Regions from separate parts of the Homo sapiens genome. Here region 1 is linked to region 2. Evidence: read pairs that join two places in POLR2A ChIA-PET (ENCODE). Cell type or tissue: MCF 10A. All regions are shown on one strand. Each heading gives the region's core, and the rest is flanking DNA. Links, peaks and the distances in the headings are about the cores only. Region 1 overlaps CDH22 (cadherin 22). Region 2 has its middle 24 kb from the start of CDH22.

The links. ChIA-PET counts read pairs that join two places held together with the same protein. Peaks named below come from ENCODE experiments on the same cell type or tissue, not always from the same donor. Only the 100,000 strongest peaks of a DNase experiment are listed, where the experiment ranks them.
Region 1: POLR2A ChIA-PET joins it to region 2 with 5 read pairs; 3 of 35 experiments call an interaction of 5 or more read pairs at or near these places.

What each region holds. Positions count from the first base shown.
Region 1 is chr20:46,277,074-46,286,490 of GRCh38, reverse strand. All of the region lies in intron 1 of CDH22 (cadherin 22), which reads left to right. Among named protein-coding and RNA genes, the nearest start is that of CDH22, 27 kb to the left of the region's middle. In MCF 10A, for the core only: no CTCF peak of the experiment used is centred there; no DNase peak of the experiment used is centred there.
Region 2 is chr20:46,328,071-46,337,487 of GRCh38, reverse strand. No RefSeq gene overlaps it. Among named protein-coding and RNA genes, the nearest start is that of CDH22, 24 kb to the right of the region's middle. In MCF 10A, for the core only: no CTCF peak of the experiment used is centred there; a DNase peak (open chromatin) is centred at 4,317.

The DNA of each region.
Region 1 (9,417 bases), core at 3,036-7,035, 52 kb after region 2:
ATCAGCTGTTTGTTTAAAGGTGTTCCATACTTGGAGCTGCCTGATTTATGTGGGCAATAACGCGCCCTGGTCGGTCCGCACTTTTTAAAGCAGCGCTAATGGGGTGAGACTGAGACCCCGGGGGATGCTGGGGAATAAGGCTTGAGGGCCAGGCGTGGTCAGATTTGGACCTCGACTCCCTGCCCAGCATCAGAGTGGGAGAGCTGAAAGAGCCAGGCAGCTGGGTTCAAATCCAGCTTGAGCATGTCCCTTTCCCTCTCTGAGCCCCCGTTTCCTCATCTTCTCTTTGAGTAAGAGAACACCTGCCTTCCAGGGTTGACAGGAAGATCCCATGAAAAGCATACAGTAAGTGCTCCATAATGTCTTAGTTTTCTCCCCTTTCTCTTTTCCTTGTAGAAAAACTCTCCCCACCACCTGCCAGCCCTCTCCAGGAAGGAGAAGCATTCAATCCACTTAAATGTTTATCGAGAATCTACAATTGTATTTGACATTTAAATTCCTGAAGGCCTGACAAAAATGCTGGGACAGACAGCCTGTCGTGCCCATTTTAGAGATTAGGAAACTAAGGCTCAGAGGAGGAAGAGACATGCCTAAGGTCACCCAGCTCAAAATCCACTACATGGGAGTCCCAAACGGGCAGAGATTGTATATATTTTAATCCACCACTGAGTACCCAGCACCTTGTCCAATGCCTGGTATGTCACAGGAGCACAATGTATATGTGTCAAATTGAAAACAAAAGGTGTCTGAACCCTGAATCTTGCCTCAGAGGTCCAATTCCCTTTCCATCATTTAATCTCAGTGGTAGAAACAGTCAGGAGACCTGGATTCTATCCCCAACTCTGAGGTAAGTTGCTTAAAGGGAACGTTGGATCAGATGACCGCAGGGCAGTTTCTTAACATCAGCACTACTGATATCTTAGGTTTGATAATTATTTTGTGTATGGGTGTTTGGGGGGAAGGTGTCCTGGGCACTTTGGAATGTTTAGCAACATTCCTGCCCTCCACCCACTAGATGCCAGTAGCAGCCTCTCAGTTGTGACAAGCGAAGATGTCTCCAGACGTTGCAAATGTCCCAAGGGTCGCAAGGTCCCCCCTGGTTGAGAAGCACTGCACTAGGGGCTTTCTCCAAACACACAAATTCTGCACAGCAGAGGTCTACATTGTGGTGGGGGAGTGGGGGAGACTTGGCCTGTGACCCAGGAAAAATGTCATGTTGACATTTTCACAAAGTCTCGTTTTCCCATTTGGCCTGTTCGAGAACAATTCTCCTTTGGCAGAGCCAATCACCAGGCAGTTCTGCTAACAATGCTGCAACCTGGTCCACAGACCGGATGGTCACGGCACATGCAAAGGCAAGCTTCCCAGAATGCAGCTAAACATGGGAACCAATGAGTCCCCACCAGGTACAGGGGCGAAAGAGAAGTCTGGGGCTGTTGGGGATGAATGAAGACCAGGAGTGATCAGCACTGGGTACAGTGGTCAGGTTGGGGGTCGGGGGAAAGCCTGAGCAGAGATGGAGAGGCAGGAATGAGTGCTGATGAGGAGTGAGGGAAAAATGATCTGTGCCCATCCCAGAAGGACAAACACCTTTCAGACTTTCCCTCCCATTTTCCCACCTAGTAAAGCTGCACTATCTCGGCAGGAGACAGTTTCTCCTGGCTCCAAGTCATCCCCTCCATGCCTCCTTCCCACTGGGACTCCTTACACAGAGGCGGCCTGGAGGGACAGAAATGGCGTGCTTTGGTGTCAGACACCATGGGTTCCAGTTTCAGATGGGAATCTACAGCCCTGTGGCCTTGGCTCACATGACAAAGAGAAATATTAAAAATACTGAGCCACTGGACCAGCATACTCACTGATCAATCAGAACAGGTGACAGTTGAAAACAACTGACAGGGCTAGCTGAACATCGGCCCCACCTCTGAGTCTGCACCTCCACCTCTGTACATCTACCTCCTGGGGCTGTCAGGTGAAATGGAGAGAAAGCAGCCAGCACAGCAGCTTGCATACAGCAGGGATTCAATAAATGTTCCTTGGCTTCCCCCAAAGATCCCAGAAGGTGTTGAGGTCTGAATTTTCTGCAGTGGGTCCCTGCAAAGACATCATTCTTTCCAGATGTTGAGGAAAGTTGTGAACCGCTTCTTCCAGCCAGGGCTTAGGAGCAGGGAGGCTGAGAACGATGGTCTGGGTGCAAAGACGAACTGCAATCAGGGTTCACTGATCACCTTTGTCCCCCTGGTGGTCTTTGTCCTGCCCAGGGACTCTGGCACACCTTCCTGTCATGCACTCCAGGAAGATCTGGGTCTGTGCGTCAGACCCGGGCCAGCCAGCCCCCTCTCGGTGTGTATAGGCAGCTTGTCACTACAAAATCCATTTTCTTATCTCCTGCCATATCTATTTTTCTAATTCTTACTTAACGAGCTCCCCTGAAAATAAGAAAATCATTGGAACAATTTCCTTAAGTGTGAAAGATTAGTCTGAAGTCGGCATTAAGGGGACTAATTACCTTCATTCTCCCACCTTTCCGACAGCCGTTTGTTAGCTGTGAGGACTCATTCATCTGCTGCTCAGGGAAGTCAGGCAACATTTGGCTGTGGTGGGATCCTCCGCTCCTGCTTTGGCTCACGGGGTGTGTGTATGCGTGTGGTGTGTGTGCATATGTGTGTGTGTGAGACAGAAACAGAGAAATGGATTGGGGAGCAGAAAAGTGCAGAAAGGCCCGGGACTCCATGTGAAGCTGCTCTCTGGGACTCTTTGGTGATGGCGGTGGGGGTGGGGAGGGTAGACATCCAACTCAGAATCAGGGGTGGGTGGATACCTGGGGAGGTGCTGGCATGAGCCAGACACACATGGTCTGCCAAGCTCCTAGAGGTCTGGATTCCCTGCCGCTGACTCACTGAATGACTATGGGGAAGTCTCTGTGACTGCAGGCCTCAGTTTTCTCATCTGTAAAATGAGGGTCATTTCTTGTAACTACGGTAATGACAGCAATATCCAGCTTCCATGGAGGGCAGGCATCGCATAGTGATTCCACCCCCTCTTCATCCTCACCATAGCCCCGGGGGCAGTTCCTATCATTACTGCAGTGTACGGATGGGAAAGTGGAAGACCAGAGATGTTAGGGAACGTGTCCCAGGTCACGCAGCTGGAATCGGAATCTGAGTCTGTGTAATTCTGGAGCTCATGTCCTGTCCACTCTACTCAGACTCCAGACCTCCCCCTGCTCCCAGAATGCATTCCCAGTGCACTTGGAGGCTGAAGACATAGGTTCCAACCCCAACTCGAGCTTGCACCACTTGTGTGACCAGAGGTACATCCAGGCATCTCCTCTGTAAAATGGAGACAGTTATGCTTCTTGCCATAACTGGATGTGGGGGGCACCCCATGCCGTACTGCATGCTGTAAACAAAAATGAAAGGATGTGGAAGCAAAGGATGGCAGTGGAGGAGGGCCAGGAAGAGGCGAGAGCTGCACAGAGTCTGTGGAAGCCCTGGGCCATGAACCTGGGTCTCTGGACTCCAGGCTCCCCTAGACCTGGCCAGCTGCTCCCACTCCTGTCCCTAGCTTTGAAGAGCCCGCCTTCCTGAACAAAGCTCTGAGCAGCAAGGAGGCTTGTGACGAGGGAGCAAGTTGACAAATGGTGACGCCCAGAATTAGGCAGGGATTACGGGTTCCAGCGTCCAGGCCTGCACCTGGTATGGGGGAGGGGCAATCACCCACCCACCCTTCCCTCCCCCGGGGGAGAACTCACTGGGGGAGGCGGATAAGCTCTGAGAAGACGACGGGAACATCTTCCATTTTCCATTTAACCACCCGATATTGAATTATAAATAATTCATACACCTGCCAAACATTTGATTAAAAGAACCCAATTCGCACTGCATTTGTCAAGGGGTAAGAATTGCATTTGGTGTTTTTATTTTAATCTGTCCTTTAACTCTTTTACGAATATTTATTTACACTTGGCTGTCAGGTTTTATTCTATTTGCCCTGATTTTATTCTGGCTGTAGCTGGCATTTTTTCCTTTCCCTTTTTATTTTGTCACTTCTGCCTAGTAGTCATGCATTTGAGAGCCCAGAGGTAATAAATAAGGAAGCGAGACTCCTTCCTGCTCTCTCAGGGCACTTGGCCCCATGCATCTCCACCCACTGTGTGTAGAGACCCCTTTCTCCCCAGTGCTGCTCCCACCCCCCGGGCAAATCTACTGTGGAATCTAACCTGCCAAACTCAGGGTATCCTGGGCACGTTGTATTCATTTCTGTCTCTGGATCTTTGTCTATCCTGTTCTACCACCATTCTCTTCCCTCTTTGCCAACCATGGTGCAGGCACTCAATAATTATTTTTTCAATGAATAAATGAAGCATGATCATCAGACTCATCAGTATCGGTATCTTTGGGGACAAAAAGGAAGGTATTCGTATTCAAGTCTAGTGATAGGAGAAAGCTGTCATAGTGGACCTTAGATCCAGCTCCTGCTCTGCCAGCTGTGTGAATTTCGGTAAGATACTTTCATTCCCTAAGCTCTGCATTCTGTCATCTGTAAAAGGCATCTGTAATAGTAGCACCCGCATCAGACATTGATATAAGAATTAATGCGTGTGCTCCGCACATAGTAAGCATTCAAAAGCCAGGAGCTGTGATTTTTATGATGAACTGTAAACTCCTTTCTCATATCCTGTCCATATTCCTGCCTTTCCCTTGAATCTGAAGGTCTGGGCATCTGTGATATTATCCTGAATGCCAGGTGTGGGTCGACAGATGTGTCTGTGACAAACAAGAAAAAAGAAAAACTGACCATTTCCCTTTGTTGGCTACCTACCTTCGAAATAATGCACTCTGTGTTTGTTGGAGGGCTTACATGGGTCAGTTTGTGAGTTGACATAAAAACTTGTTCTGCCAAGTGATTCAGGTGAGCTGGGAATTTCCTTGAGACCCGTGTCAACGCTCCCTGAATACAAAGGCAGGATGTTATATGCCCAAGAAAAGCTGTCGACAAGGACAAGAGAGTATCAGGGTAGGCGTATGTGATTTTTTTCCATTTACAAAACACGTCCTCATATACATCACAGGTTTCCTTTCAATCTCCAAGAAAATCCTAGCATCTTTCAAAATCCAGTCCAGCCACTCTACTCTTCCCTGGCCTCCTCCAGTCCCCCAGGCATCTCACAGGATTAGAAGGGATCTCAGGGCCCCATCTGTCACCTGAACTGTTCACCACAGCCTCCTCAAGGCCTCCCTGCCTCCAGGCAGTCTCTCTACCGCTGGGCTTCCCTTCCAAAGCCACCCTCCACACAGACAACATGTTCTTTCAGAAGTCTATTTAGACATGTCACTCCCTTGATCAAACTTTCAATGGCCCCCTACTGCCCTAAAGGTAGAGTTCAAGATGGCCCCAGTGAGCTGACCCCAGAAATCAATTGAGATTGGGAAGACCTTTGCTTGTGAGTAGGTCTGCTACCCCAGTTAGATTGTGGTGACTTTTCCTGTTGTCATTGGTCCTTTAACCCCACAAACTTCCTGAAGCCAAATCACAGACTTTCCTGAGAACCTACTTTGTGTTGGACACTGTGGCTCACACAGCATTCAGGGTTAAGCCAGACACTGCCTAGAATTATCCAGGCCCCTGCTCAGAGTTGGAGAAGCTCTTGGAAGAGGGAAAGAGAGCAGGACATAACATTCACTGAGTGCCCACCATACACATTTTGCCCGCAGCAACCTGCAAACTAGGTCTTATCTTACAGAGTGAGGAAGTGGATTGCTCAAGGTCACTGTATGTGACAGAACTGACATTCAAATCCAGGTCTCCCTGAGTCCAATAGCCAAGGTCTATCCTCAGCACTACACTGCCTCCCAGGGAACAGTGAGTGAGGGTCTCAAGAGAGAAGGCAGCCCCCAGACCATAGGCTGAGGTCTTTAGGGCCGGTTCAGATGGGACTGTGGTACTTCTGCCTGGAGACTGCCAGCCCCCCTGAGAAGGTGCTCAGAGGACTCTGCCCCCACCATCATTATCCTAATGACAACAACGGCCAGCAGGCAGTTTAAAAGGTGTTGTTGTTGTTGTTATTGTCCTCAGAGCCTCACTCTGTCGCCCAGGCTGGAGTGCGGTGGCGCGATCTCAGCTCACTGCAACCTCCACCTCCCAGGTTCAAGCGATTCTCCTGCCTCAGCCTCCCGAGTAGCTGGGACTACAGGCCCACACCACCACACCTAGCTAATTCTTGTATTTTTAGTAGAGATGGGGTTTTGCCATATTGATCAGGCTGGTCTCAAACACCTGAGCTCAAGTGATATGCCCACCTCGGCCTCTCAATGTGCTGGGATTACAGGTGTGAGCTACCGCACCCGGGCTGTTGTTTTTACCCCAGAGCTTGAAGCAGCAGAAAAAGAGGCCCAGCCTGTGGAACCAGACAGCCCCAGGTGTGACTCCCAACTCGTCCCCATGACACGTATGTGACCTGGGACAAATCACTGCAGCCCTCTGTGCCCCGGTTTCCTCCTCAATAGCACAGAAATTATAATCCATCCCTCAAAGTCTTGTTGGGAGGATGGAGTAAGTTCACATGGGTTAAAAAAAATGCTCCGTCAACTAGAAAATGAATTACACATTCTCTCTGCACGTATAATTTGATCCTCCAAACAATTTAGTGAAATAGGCAGGGCAGAAATTATTTAAATAAAGTGGTTAATTTCTTTTAAAAATAATTTTAATTTTATAAGAAATACCTGAATCCATTCTCTTAGAAATCAGGGCACTGTCGATGAAGCTGAAGTCCCTTCCCCACCACCTCCAATCTGGTCCCCTCCCACTTCCTCAGCGCCAGCTCCTAGGATGAGCTTAGTATGTATCACTGCAGACCATTTTTAGACTTTAGCATACATTATATGTACCCACAGAAAATAACTAGCATTGTTTTGTGGTATTTTTAATGTAAATGGATTCATACTGATGTATCACTCTGCAATTTGCTTTTTTCTCTCCAACAACGTTTTTGAAAGCTATCAATGTTGTCATATATAGCTCTGGTTCACTCCATTTAAGTGGCTGTGTTCCATCAGATGAATACACTCCATTTTATTTGTCCACTCCCTTAGCGATGGACCCGTAAGATGTTTCCCCTTTTCCCCTTATCATCAGCCATGCCATGTGACCATCTGTGTACACACCTCCTGCTACACATGCTGATATTTCTCTCACACTGACTCCTGAGTCATGAGTTTTTTGCGTTTTCAGCGTTAATGGACCAGGGTGGGGCTTATTAATTATGATAATAGTTATAATATACCGAGCTTTTGCAATGTTGTAGGAGAGCGTGTGCGCATTGTCTCATTCAGCCCTTGCAGTAAAACCACGTGGGAGCCAAGATTCTCTCCAGTTTTCGGCAGACACCGCTGAGGTCCACCCAGAGAGACACAGGATTCACTTAGAGCCACATAGCTGGGTTGGAACAGTGTCTGGACCAGAACTTGGCCTTCCTGAGCCGAAATCTGCCCCCTCCCCCAAGCAGTGGTCTTTCCTGCTGCTCTTGAAGATTTAGAGCAAGAATCTCTGGAAAAACTAACTGGGCCATTCCGGACCCAGAGCCAGAAATCCACAAAATGGCCCAGTGCAATGGCTCACACCTGTAATCCCAATACTTTGGGAGGCCAAGGCGAGAGGATTGCTTGAGGCTAGGAGTTCAAGACCAGCCTGGGCAACATAGTGAGACCCCATCTCTATCCCCCCAAAATTTGTTTAATAGCCAGGTGTGGTGGCACGCACTTGTAGTCCTAGTTACTTGGGAGGCTGAGGTGGGAGGATTGCTTAGCCTGGGAGGTCAGGGCTGCAGTGAGCTGTGATTTTGCCACTGAACTCCAGCCTGGGTGCCAGAGTGAGACCCTGTCTCAAAAAAAATAGATAATAATAAAAACAAAACAAAAAGTCCACAAAATTCCAAGTGGCAGGTCCCTTCTGATGATATGAAAGGTGTCTGTCTAGGTCATCTCTAGGTCAGAAGGCCCATCCTGAGTTTTCCTTAATCCAGACATTGGTGGCTGGGGTGGCAGAGGCAGGACTGGAAGGGGCATTGAACCATGGAGTTCTAGTCTCCTGGAGCTGAAACAACCTTTAAGGAGAAACTGAGGCCTGGGGCAGAGGTGGGGAGGACTCACTGAAGGTCATGCAATGCACCAGAGATGCACAGAACCAAGAGGCTGCCTGGGCCCTGAGGCCAGCTGAAGGGCCTGCAAGCCCAGGCTGGGCTGGTGGCCAGCACGAGAAGCAAAGCTGGGGACTGCCCCCAGAAGTGTAGAACTGGAGGGTGGTCCCCCAGAGGGAGTGCCTAGGAGCCCAGGGGGAGAGGCCTGGGTTCTGTTCCCAGCTCCCTGGGGCCCCCACCCCTTGATCACCCTTTCGCTCCTCCTCCTTCTCCTCCTCCTCCTCCTCCTTGTCACCTGTCATCACGGAGGATCCTTCCTTCCTCTTGTCTCGGCCAACGCCTCCTGCCCCCTACCTTCTGCCTGGATCTACACTTTCGCCCCCTCTCATTAGCACTGAGCACACCCAACTCTCTCCTTTAAGAAAGCCCTCCCTCGGCCCTGCCTTCCTCTCCAGCTACCGCCCCCTCCCTCCTTCCCTTCAAAGCCCAACTTATCAAGTTGTCTTCGCTTCACTCTCCCACTCACTGCTCAGCCCACTCCAATCTGGTGCCCGCCCCCTCCTCGTTACAACCATCACCAGGTCACAGGTGGCCTTCCTGGTGCTGTCACTGAGGACGCCCTGATCCTCACCTCAAGGGGCCCCTCCCCCTTGGTCTCTTATCAGCACTGGACCAGTGGGGGGCGGGCCCTCCTCCAAACTCACCCCCCTCTGATTTCCTCCACCCCACTCTCTTCTGCTATTCCTCCCACCTCTCTGACCACCCCTTTTCACTCACCTTCACCATCTCTTCCCCCACCTACCCCTTCATTGGTTAACAACGTTTATTAGTTAAAACAAAGAACGATAGAGAAAAAAGCCAAACAAAAATGACTTAAAATCTTACCAACCAGTTATTGCCTTATTCATTTTTTGCAAAAATAGACGTGGTGTGTGTGCCACCTGCATAAGCCCATGCTGTGTCCACAGAGAGGACAAGGGAGGCTGTGACAGCGCCCTCCCAACCTGGCCCGCTGCTCTCCAGAGGTAAACCCTGCCAACACTATCTTCTAATGCCTTCTAGAAAAACGTTTGGTTCATACACCACCATATATGTCTTGATATTATGTTTAGTTACCCCAAAGGGACCATTCTAACAGCCTGATTTGTACTTGTGCCACCCCTTAAATCTCGGGGCTGTCCTGGGCCTTTCCTTTTTTTTTTTTTTCTTTAGAGGTGGAGTCTCACTAGAGACAGGGTCTCGCTATGTCGCCTAGGCTGGTCTCAAACTCCTGGGCT
Region 2 (9,417 bases), core at 1,963-5,962:
CAGCCTCCCAGGTAGCTGGGACTACAGGCATGCACCACCAGGCCTGCCTAATTTTGTAGCTTTTTGTAGAGCCAGGGTCTCCCTATGTTGCCCAGGCCGGTCTATAACTCCTGGACTCAAGTGATCCTCCTACCTGAGCTTTCCAAAGCACTGGGATTACAGGTGTGAGCCACCGCGCCCAGCTCAGTGTCCCTTTCTAAAATGAGAGTGGTTTTTTCTACATCATAGATTTTGGGTGAGGATTTAATGTGGGAAAATAACAGATCTAAAGCAGCCAGCTCAATGCCAGATGCATGGTAGATGCTCAACAAATGGTTGCCCTTGTCCTTGTGAAAATAGCAAAATGACTTGACAAGGAGGCCAGTAGTCCTCTGAAGCCAGCATCCCTGCATAACCTGCCTCAACACCCTGCCCAAAACGGAGTAGGGGGAGAATAAGGTGGTAACCTGGGAGCCAATAAGCTGGGAATGAAGAGAAAAGACATGTTTTGGAACCATGTCTGGATTCAAATCCCAAGCTCTGCAGTTTACAGCTGTGTGACCTCAGGTAAACCACATCACCTCTCTGAACCTCACTTTTCTTTTTCATAAAACAAAGGTAATCCCTTCTTCTCACAGTGCTGTGAGGGTTACTGGACAAGTGTGCACAGAATGTGTGAAAGACCTCTGGGACAGGCCCTGACCCGAGGTCAGCACTCAGTCAACAGCAGCTTGGAATACGTGATCACAGCCCAGCCCAGAGAGGGAACCAAGGAGGATACAGATCATAGGATTAATCCCTTGCATTTGTCAAGTGTTTCACACTGTGGAAGGAGCACTCACTCACAACCGTCTTTGCATCTGAGCCTCACTTCAGCACTTTAGGAATGAGAGGATGGAGAGTTTTTAACTTTTAAGTTCAGGGGTTACAAGTGCAGATTTGTTGTATAGGTAAACCCATGTCTTGAGGGTTTGTTGTACAGATTATTTTGTCACCCAGATACTAAGCCTAGCACCTATTAGTTATTTTCCCCTGCTCCTGTCCCTCCTCCCACCCTCCACCCTCCAACAGGCCCCAGTATGTGTTGTTCCCCCTTTGGGTCCATGTGTTCTCATCATTTAGCTCCCACTTGTAAGTAAGAACATGCAGTATTTGGTTTTCTGGTCCTGCGTTAGTCTGCTAAGGATGATGGCCTTCAGTTCCATCCGTATCTCTGCAAAGGACATGATCTCGTTCCTTTTTTATGGCTGAAGTACCGAGAGTTTAATTTTTTTTTTTTTTTTTTTTTTGAGACGGAGTTTCACTCTGCTGCTCAGGCTGGAGTGCAGTGGAGCGATCTTGGCTCACTGCAACCTCCGTCTCCCGGGTTCAAGCGATTCTCCTGCCTCAGCCTCCCAAGGAGCTAGGATTACAAGTGTGCACCACCATGCCCGGCTAATTTTTGTATTTTTAGTAGAGACGGAGTTTCACCATGTTGGCCAGGCTAGTTTCGAACTCCTGACCTCAGGTGATTCACCCGCCTTGGCCTCCCAAAGTGCTGGGATTACAGGCGTGAGCCACCATATCTGGTCCTTGATCTACATTTGACAAAAGAGACACAGAGCTGTGGTGGCACTGGACTCTCAGAAGCAATCTGCTCAAAGGTCACCAGCCAGTAAGGTTTGGGGCAGGATATGAAGCCAATTATCTCCTTTCCTGTCTCTTTTCAAAATAGACACTCATTCATTCACTCAAGAGATGGTCCCAAGCTAAGCCCCAGGGAACTGGCAATAAATAAGGTAGACATAGCACCTGCCCTCAAGGAACTTCGAGTCCCGTGGACTCAGGATGCTCCCCCCACACTTCACCGATTTGAAGGGAGACCTATTTTTGCTAGATTTTCCTTCAAAGAAGGAAGGCAAGATCTAGCAATCTTGCCCACTCGCAATCTTGCATCACTTGCCCAAGGTCACTCAGCATCAGATCTAGATGACAGATAGGGAAGTGCCTTGAGTCTAGAGTTATGGCCAGGAATAGGAGCGTTCTCTGTCCTTGGGGATGACATCCACTCACTAATAAGCCCAGAGATAGACACTAGGATCCCAGGATGAATAAGAGTCCTAAAATGAAGGATTCCACAGCCAAATGCACTGGGAAAAGCTACACCATCTCCACCCCTCCCTGCAAGTCTGCTGCTCCTGAACACACTGTAGGCTCTCTGAAAATTTCTACAGAAAGAAACCACTTAACTCGATGTTTCTCAAATGTACTTGACCATGTGAACCTTTTTTTCCAGCCACACCTACTGAATTTGGAGTATGATAGGCAGAGGAAAGAACACAGGCTCTGGATGGGATCAAACTGTCAAGATATTAAAACACAGAGGAGGGAAGGTCACTTGCCCAGGTCACTCAGCATCAGATCTAGAGCCTGGGTCTCCATGCTGTTGCTAACATGAGAAGATCCTTAAGGATATTCTGCCTGGCCTCCTCTCTCAGAGAGGTGGCCCTGACAACCTGCTATGTGGTAGTTCATTCTGGAGCTGCTGATTCCTTCCTAGCCTTTGTGCAAATTAAAAGAAGGTACCACCTTCTTCTGGGCCAACAAAATCCCATGTCAGAGCACATGGATTGCAAAAGTGTAGTATGGGCTGGATTTCAGCCCCCACTTGCCCCCTTAGCCAAGCACCCTGGTGCAGGACACAACCTGTGCAACTGTACATGGCCACCCTTATTAGCCCTTTCCTCATTCCTCCTCACTCATTCTACCCTTGGCCACTTCACGTGAGGGGCGCCCTCCCCTCAGTGCTGGGCTGAGGCTGGTGTGGGAACAGCCCAGTTGTTGGGGCTGTACTTCCAAACCCCAAAGCAGCATCAGCCAAAGGTGCTGACTCAGCAAACCTTAATTTATCTCACAGGCCAGGGGTGCGCGTGAAGCAATTAGTGAAATAATGGTTATGTCGCACTAAAAATTATTTATAGAGTCACCGTGCACACAGCTGTGATTAAATTAGACAACCAGGGGGACTTTAACTGCTGGCGGAACCAGCATCCCAGGCCCGGGCTGCAGCTGGCTGGGGGTGGGGCAGGGTCATGCTTCTGGTCTGCTCACCCACTCCAGGCAGCTGAGCCAACCCTGACCCAGGCCAGGACATAGGGGGTCTACCTGGGCAGGGGTCTTGGGAGGAATCCCTGTCCCAGAGAGTCTGCGCTGCCAGGAGCCCTGAAAATAAACAAGTAGGGGGCTTTCACACATTCAAGGCTGAGCGGCAGGAAGTTTGTTCACGTGGAGCCTTCCGCAGCCCTTCACGAGTGAAAGAGACGTGGACTGAGAACCAGAAAAGGTGGTCCCGGAGCTCCGCGGGCTTGGTGTTGACTCCAACAGTGGCCCCCGAGAGCCCAGATCCCAGCTGGAAACCATAGATCGGTGAAGCCCTCTCATTTTACAGTTGGTGAAACAAAAGGCCAGGGATTTCCTCTCTCTTGTTCCTCCAGCAGACATCAGGAGACCTTTGATCCAGCTGGGATCCTGGATGAACTCTTTCCCCTCTCTGGACCTCAGTGTATCCCCCTGAAAAGTAAAGTGTTGCACAGGCAACAGATATTGATCAAGCACCTATTGCCAACTGGATACTGTTCTGTGTTTATATTTATTGCCTTATTCAAGTTTGCTTATATTCTTCTTTAGCTCCTCACAACATTCCTATAAAGTACGTATTATTGTTGCCACTTTACAGATGGAGAATCTGAGGTTCAGAGAGGTGAAGATATTTGCCCACAGTCACACAGCAAGTGAAGCAGAGCCGTTTTTCTAAAGGCCCATCAGACTGTAATGATAGAACATTGTGGTACACTGGGCTGAGATGCTGCAAAACGAAAACAGAACTTCCTTTGCACCGGCTTCTGGGCAGGACACTTGAGATGCCTCATTTCATTTCATTAGCAGCCCCTCAGGGGTAGATGTGGAAGCTGAGTCACAGAGTGGTTCAAGCCCCCTGTGATTGGCAGGGCTTATTTTTATCAGCAAGACCTGAGCTAAGGAGCTCCAAAGGGGTTGCAAATGGAGCTGCCCACAGGGGCCCAGCAAGTACCAAAAACAGACCTGGATGGTGGCTGTGGCCATCTGGACTCCCTTGCAAGCTCTGCCTTCAAATCCATCTGTTACCATGATGCAGCCCCAAGTTCAGGCCACCCACGTCTAGAGCACAAACCTTTGCCCAAAGACCAGAGCTACCTGTGTGATTTCAGGATTCTCCCTGGGAGCTGATGGTACCAGCTGCTCCGAGAAGTGGCAGCCGGGCGGAGAGTGTGGGTGGCAGTCAGGAAGCCCTCAGGGCACTGGCTTCTGGCCTGGCTCATCTGCCAAACCTGGGCCCTGCAAGCCTGGCACTCCCATCTAAGCTAAAGATAGTTTCAGACCATTTCACAAGAGTCGCAAGCCCAATCACCTTTTTACAGCCAGGGCATCTTCTTGCACCTCCCTGGCCCTGCCTCTAAACAAGCCCCTAGAGGCTCAGAGGAGTGGAGTGACTGGGCAGGGCCTCGAGGCTCAAGGCTCCCCCAGCCCCCTCCCCTCCCCTCTTCCAGCACCTTCCCCGATGCCTCCCTCATGCTCTGCTGTGAACAGGCGGGTCCCTCTCTCCAATCACAATTCTGCTGGCAAAGGGGATGAAGCTTGCTCTCCAGATGCCTCCTGCCCAGTGGCATCTGATCCAGGACCCTACAGGAGGAGGGCTAGAGGAGGAGAGGCCAGAGGATTGGGAGGAGCTGGCTGACCCTGGCGCCCTATCTCCCAGCAGGTATTTCCCGGGGAGTAACCTCTTACCCCACAAGACGCATCCTCCCCCTCCTTATTCCCCTGCCCCTGCCCAACATGGCTCCTCATTCAAACCAGGGCTGGCCTCTAGGTGCTCCCAGGTATGCGTGGGGCCTGGGTCGGCCCTGAGTCCCGCTGCTGCCTCTGGCCACTTAGCATGCAGTCCTTGTTTGCGACTGCAGCAACCAAATGAGATTAGCTTGCCTGCTCCAGCAGGTCCCCACTTGCCACCACCCACGGCCCTGCACAGCCACCAGCTGTTCTGGGAGCCTCCCACAGCCCCAGCCTGCCATCTCACCCCCATCACAGTTGGGCCAGTGAGGGGAAGGTAGGGAGAGGGTAAACAATCCTGCCCGGCTTTGTAGCCCCCAGATCCACCACCGCTCCCCACCAGGCCTTCTGGAGTCAGCAGTGGGGGGTAGGGATGCAGAGGGAGACAAACAGGATTCGGGATCCATCCTTGCTTGTATTCCTGGTCAGTTCTCCTCATGCCTGTAATCCCAGCACTCTGGGAGGCGCAGGCAGGAGGATCACTTGAAGCCAAGACTTTGATCTTGAGGCCAGGAGTTTGAGATCAGCCTGCACAACACAGTGGGACCTCGTCTCTACAAAGTTTAAAAATTAGCCAGGCGAGGTGGCACGTGCCTGTAATTCCAGCTACTTGGGAGGCTGAGGCTGGAGGATTACTTGAGCCTGGGAGGTCAAGGCTGCAGTAAGCTGTGATCACACCACTGCACTCCAGCTAGGGCGACAGAGCAACACCTTGTCTCAATAAAACAAAAAGGAAAAACCAAAACAAACAAAGAAAACTTCCTGGTGGGGAGCAAATCAGGAGGGCCTGGCTGGCTTCACCTAGACTGCCCCTCCTGTTGAATCCCCAGCCCAGCTGCCCTCCCTCCTCTGCCCCTGCGGGCCACAGGGGAGCCAGCAGAAGGGCCTGGCTCAGCCCGAGGCCTCCCTGCAACCCTCCCAGCCAGTGAAGGGTGTGGCTGGAAAAGGGGCCCAGTCCAGCCCAAGGAGTGTCCAGGGCCTGTGCAGGAGACTGGCAGGAAGAAAGTTTTCAAGAAAGCTGAGCTCCAAACCAGGCGACCGGAGAGGCGAGAAACCCCTTTGATGTCAGGACTCAGGTGTAGGTGTCTCGTAGAGGATTCCCGTGTTCCTGCTGACAGTCACAGCTGCCTCCCTGACTGTGGTCCTGGCTCGCCTGTGTCCTCCAGCAGCTTCTTTCTCTGACCACCATGCCCCCATCCCTCCCAGGTCTGTATCCCACAGACCCCCTGCCCAGACAGCACTAAAATCCTCTCGAGGCCACCCCGAGGCTCCTTTCCTAGCTGGGCTCCCACCGAGCTGCTGCCCAGCACACACCTCTCCTCACCTCTCCTCATACTCCCTGCCTGTCTCCTTCCCCTCCTTCCCCTACTCCCCCGACCTTCGAAGCCCAGGCTGCGGCTCCCGCACTGCACCCTCACCTCACACTTCAGCCCTGCACACATCAACTTGCGCTTCTCTCTACACGCACTTGCTGTGTAGCTTCGGGCAAATCACTGAACCACTTTGAGCCTCACTTTCCCCATCTGTAAAATGGGAGTGATCCCTACTTCTCTCAAGGGCAGATGTATGGCTCAAATTAGATCACAGCTGTGCATGTCCATCTGAATTTAGAACAGTCCGAGGGATTATTCATCGGGTTTGACGGCTTCTCCTGGGCTTGTAGATTTCGGCATGGGTCTTTGTCCCGGCCACACAGATGCTGCTCAGCATGGTTCATTTGGAGCAGACATGGCCCCTTCCATAGTGGACAGGGATCCCTTCCAGCCTCTGGCCACAGGCAGATGAAGGGAGCTGCTGCATGCAAAGGCAGGAGGGTGTGGATTAGGAGCCATCACGGGAAATGGCTTTCTTATCACGACACAACCGGTATTGCCAGGGCCAACTCTGGAAATTGAATTGCTCCCCCACTCCATGCCCCCTCAATACCTCTTCCCTCTGCTTCCTGCTCCCTCCCTAGCCCCATCCCCCATGACAGGGAGAGACCCAGAGACAGCGATGCAGGACAGAGCAAGTAGAGGGGGCAGTGGGGGTGCTCAGAGACTGAGGCAGAGATTGGGGCACCAGGAGGCAAGGGCAGGTTTGGCAAAATGCCAAAGGCAGGGCAGGGATGGGGCCACAGAGGGGGCCACTCAGGAATTCAGTAGACAGGGGGTGCCACCCTCCCCGTGGAATTCCCCACCACCCCACACCCGCCAGGCCAGAGCTTTGGCCAGCCAGGTTGGTGTCATCTCCTCTCTGTTGGCCCCTCTCCAGCTCCCACCTTGGCGCCTCTGCAGGGCCCGGGAAGGACCCTGATGGCCAGGGCAGAACCCTGGGCTGGCGCCCACGGGTGCTTGGATGTAGTCCCAGTGAGTTCCTGGCAGAGCCAGTCTGCAGGTGGTGGGGAGCAGGCCCAGTGGCCGGGGGCAGCCAGCTGTGTAATCAGGCGGGTTCTCACCACAGCCAGCCCAAGGGAGGAGGCGCACAGGGAGGGGCAGAGGGGGGGCCCAGCCCACCTGCCTCCAGCTCCCCTGGCAGCCCAACCTAGAGTCTCTCGGGGTAAACTCAGAGTCCAGGAGGCTCAGGAGGAGCTGCCGGAGGCTGTGCGGAGGCCTAGGACCCCATGAGTAGACCTCCAGCCAGCCCAGCCCCCAGGCCAGATGCAAAATCAGGAGCTAAAGGGTGCTGCCTCCCAGCCTGGCATGGTCCTGCCTCCCCTTCCCAACCCAGCATCTTGGTGTATAGCCTAAAAGTCTCAGACCCTCTCATGAACTGACCCCTGCCGTCAGCCTTTAGACTCTCAGCCCAGAAGTAGCCCCTTCCCTTAGACCCCTCTCTTCTCAGCCCCAGCTCACCCATCTCCCACCATGTGCCCATCCATGACTAGCCTGGTGCTCAGGAGCCGCAGCAGCCAGGGAGCCCGGCATGGGGGCACTGCAGCCCCAGGACCACGTGGCTTCTTCTCTACTCAGCCCACCCTGCCCAAACACATAAACTCTCTCTCTCTCTCTCTCACTCATTCACAATGTATTGCTGAATCTCAAGTTCATATGTTATGAGCTCCAGGGACCTCTTAATTCAACCTCCATTTACAGGTGGGGAAACCGAAGCCCAAGACAGAATGGACTTGTCCAAAGTCACCTGACAAGGGAATCCCTCTAAGCCCCAGCCAGCCCTTCCCTCCAAGGGTGCCCTCCCCTGGGAGTCCCCCTCTGGCCTCAGGACTCTCTCTGCCCAGACTTTGTGGGTTCTCCTGGCCTCTGCACTCACCTGCACCTCCCAGACCTGGCCAATTGCAGGGCCCCAAAGTTAATAAATCAAGGTGACTTTGGGGACAAGATTCAGCCTCTTTCTCCCTTGTCCCTCCCATTTGCATAATCCTGGCTGGCAATATGATAATGATGTTTGTTAAAGACAGAGCACAATAAATTAATACCGTTAAGTTGTTGCTGCAAAATGCAAAGCAGGTAATTTACTGCCAGCGAGGAACGGAGCCTTTAAACTGTAATGGATTAACTTTCCCAGCAGCAAATATGTCCCCCGAGGGAGGGAGGCAGGTGGGTGGGCTGGGTTGATGATAGGGGGGCCTGCCTGCTTCCCAGGGTTGGGCCAAGTGTCCAAGCCAAGATCTTAGGCCTGCACCTATGTCAGCCCCTCTCCATTGTACATAAGGGGAAACTGAGTCTTGTGCAAGACAGGGAGCTATGGAAGGCCACAGCAGGGCTGTGGTGGTGACCTGCCGGCTTTGTATGACAGCCCATTACCCTCTAGAGGAGGGGGCTGCAGATGCCTCATTTGCACACCTACTCTGGAACGCTCAGGAGGAGCTCCTGTTACAGACCCTGAACCTCCTCTTCCTTGAGGGGGACTAGTGATGTCCTCCCCAGAATCCCCCAGGCCCAAGAGAGGCCTCAGCTGCAGAGTCAGTCCTAGCCCAAGGAGGGAAGGATCCTGGGTTTTGTTAGGACTGAGAGGAGGGGAGTGGGAAGGGGAAGCGGGGGCGTGCCAAGAATGGGGTTAGACCTTGCCCTGATGCCCTCGGATACTGGGAGGGAGGGGCTGTGGAAGGAGGAGAGGAATGGGTCTCTCGAGAGGAAAGGTGAATTCTATGGTTGACGGGGAGGGGAGTGGGATGGCGGCAGCGGGGAAGGTGGGTGGGCAATGGGAGGCTGGGAGTAGGAGCGGCTGGCAGGCCTAAGGAGAAACTCAGGCACTGGCCCAGGGCCCCTCAGGGGCACCTCCTCCACTGGGGCTCAGACAGCTCCTTGGGTCCCTAGGAGAATTGCCGCAGCCCCAGCCCAGGGCGGGCCGGCAGGCGGGTCTCAGGGACCCCAGCGGAATTCTAATTTCTCATTTATCTCTGCAGCTTCTCCTGCGATATTAAAGGGGCGATGCTCTGCAGTTGGCTCCCAGGCTAATTGGATTTGGGCCTCCTCTCACTCCCTGGTGAGGGAGGGGGATGTGGCAGCCTTGATGGGGGAGGGGATGTTTGAGGACTTGGGCTGAGGCTGTGGTCCAAGGCCAGACTCCTAGGCTACAGTCCTGACCATCATGTGGCCTTCCCAAGCCTCTGCCCCTCTCCGGGCCCCGCATTCCCTCACCTGAGATGATGAT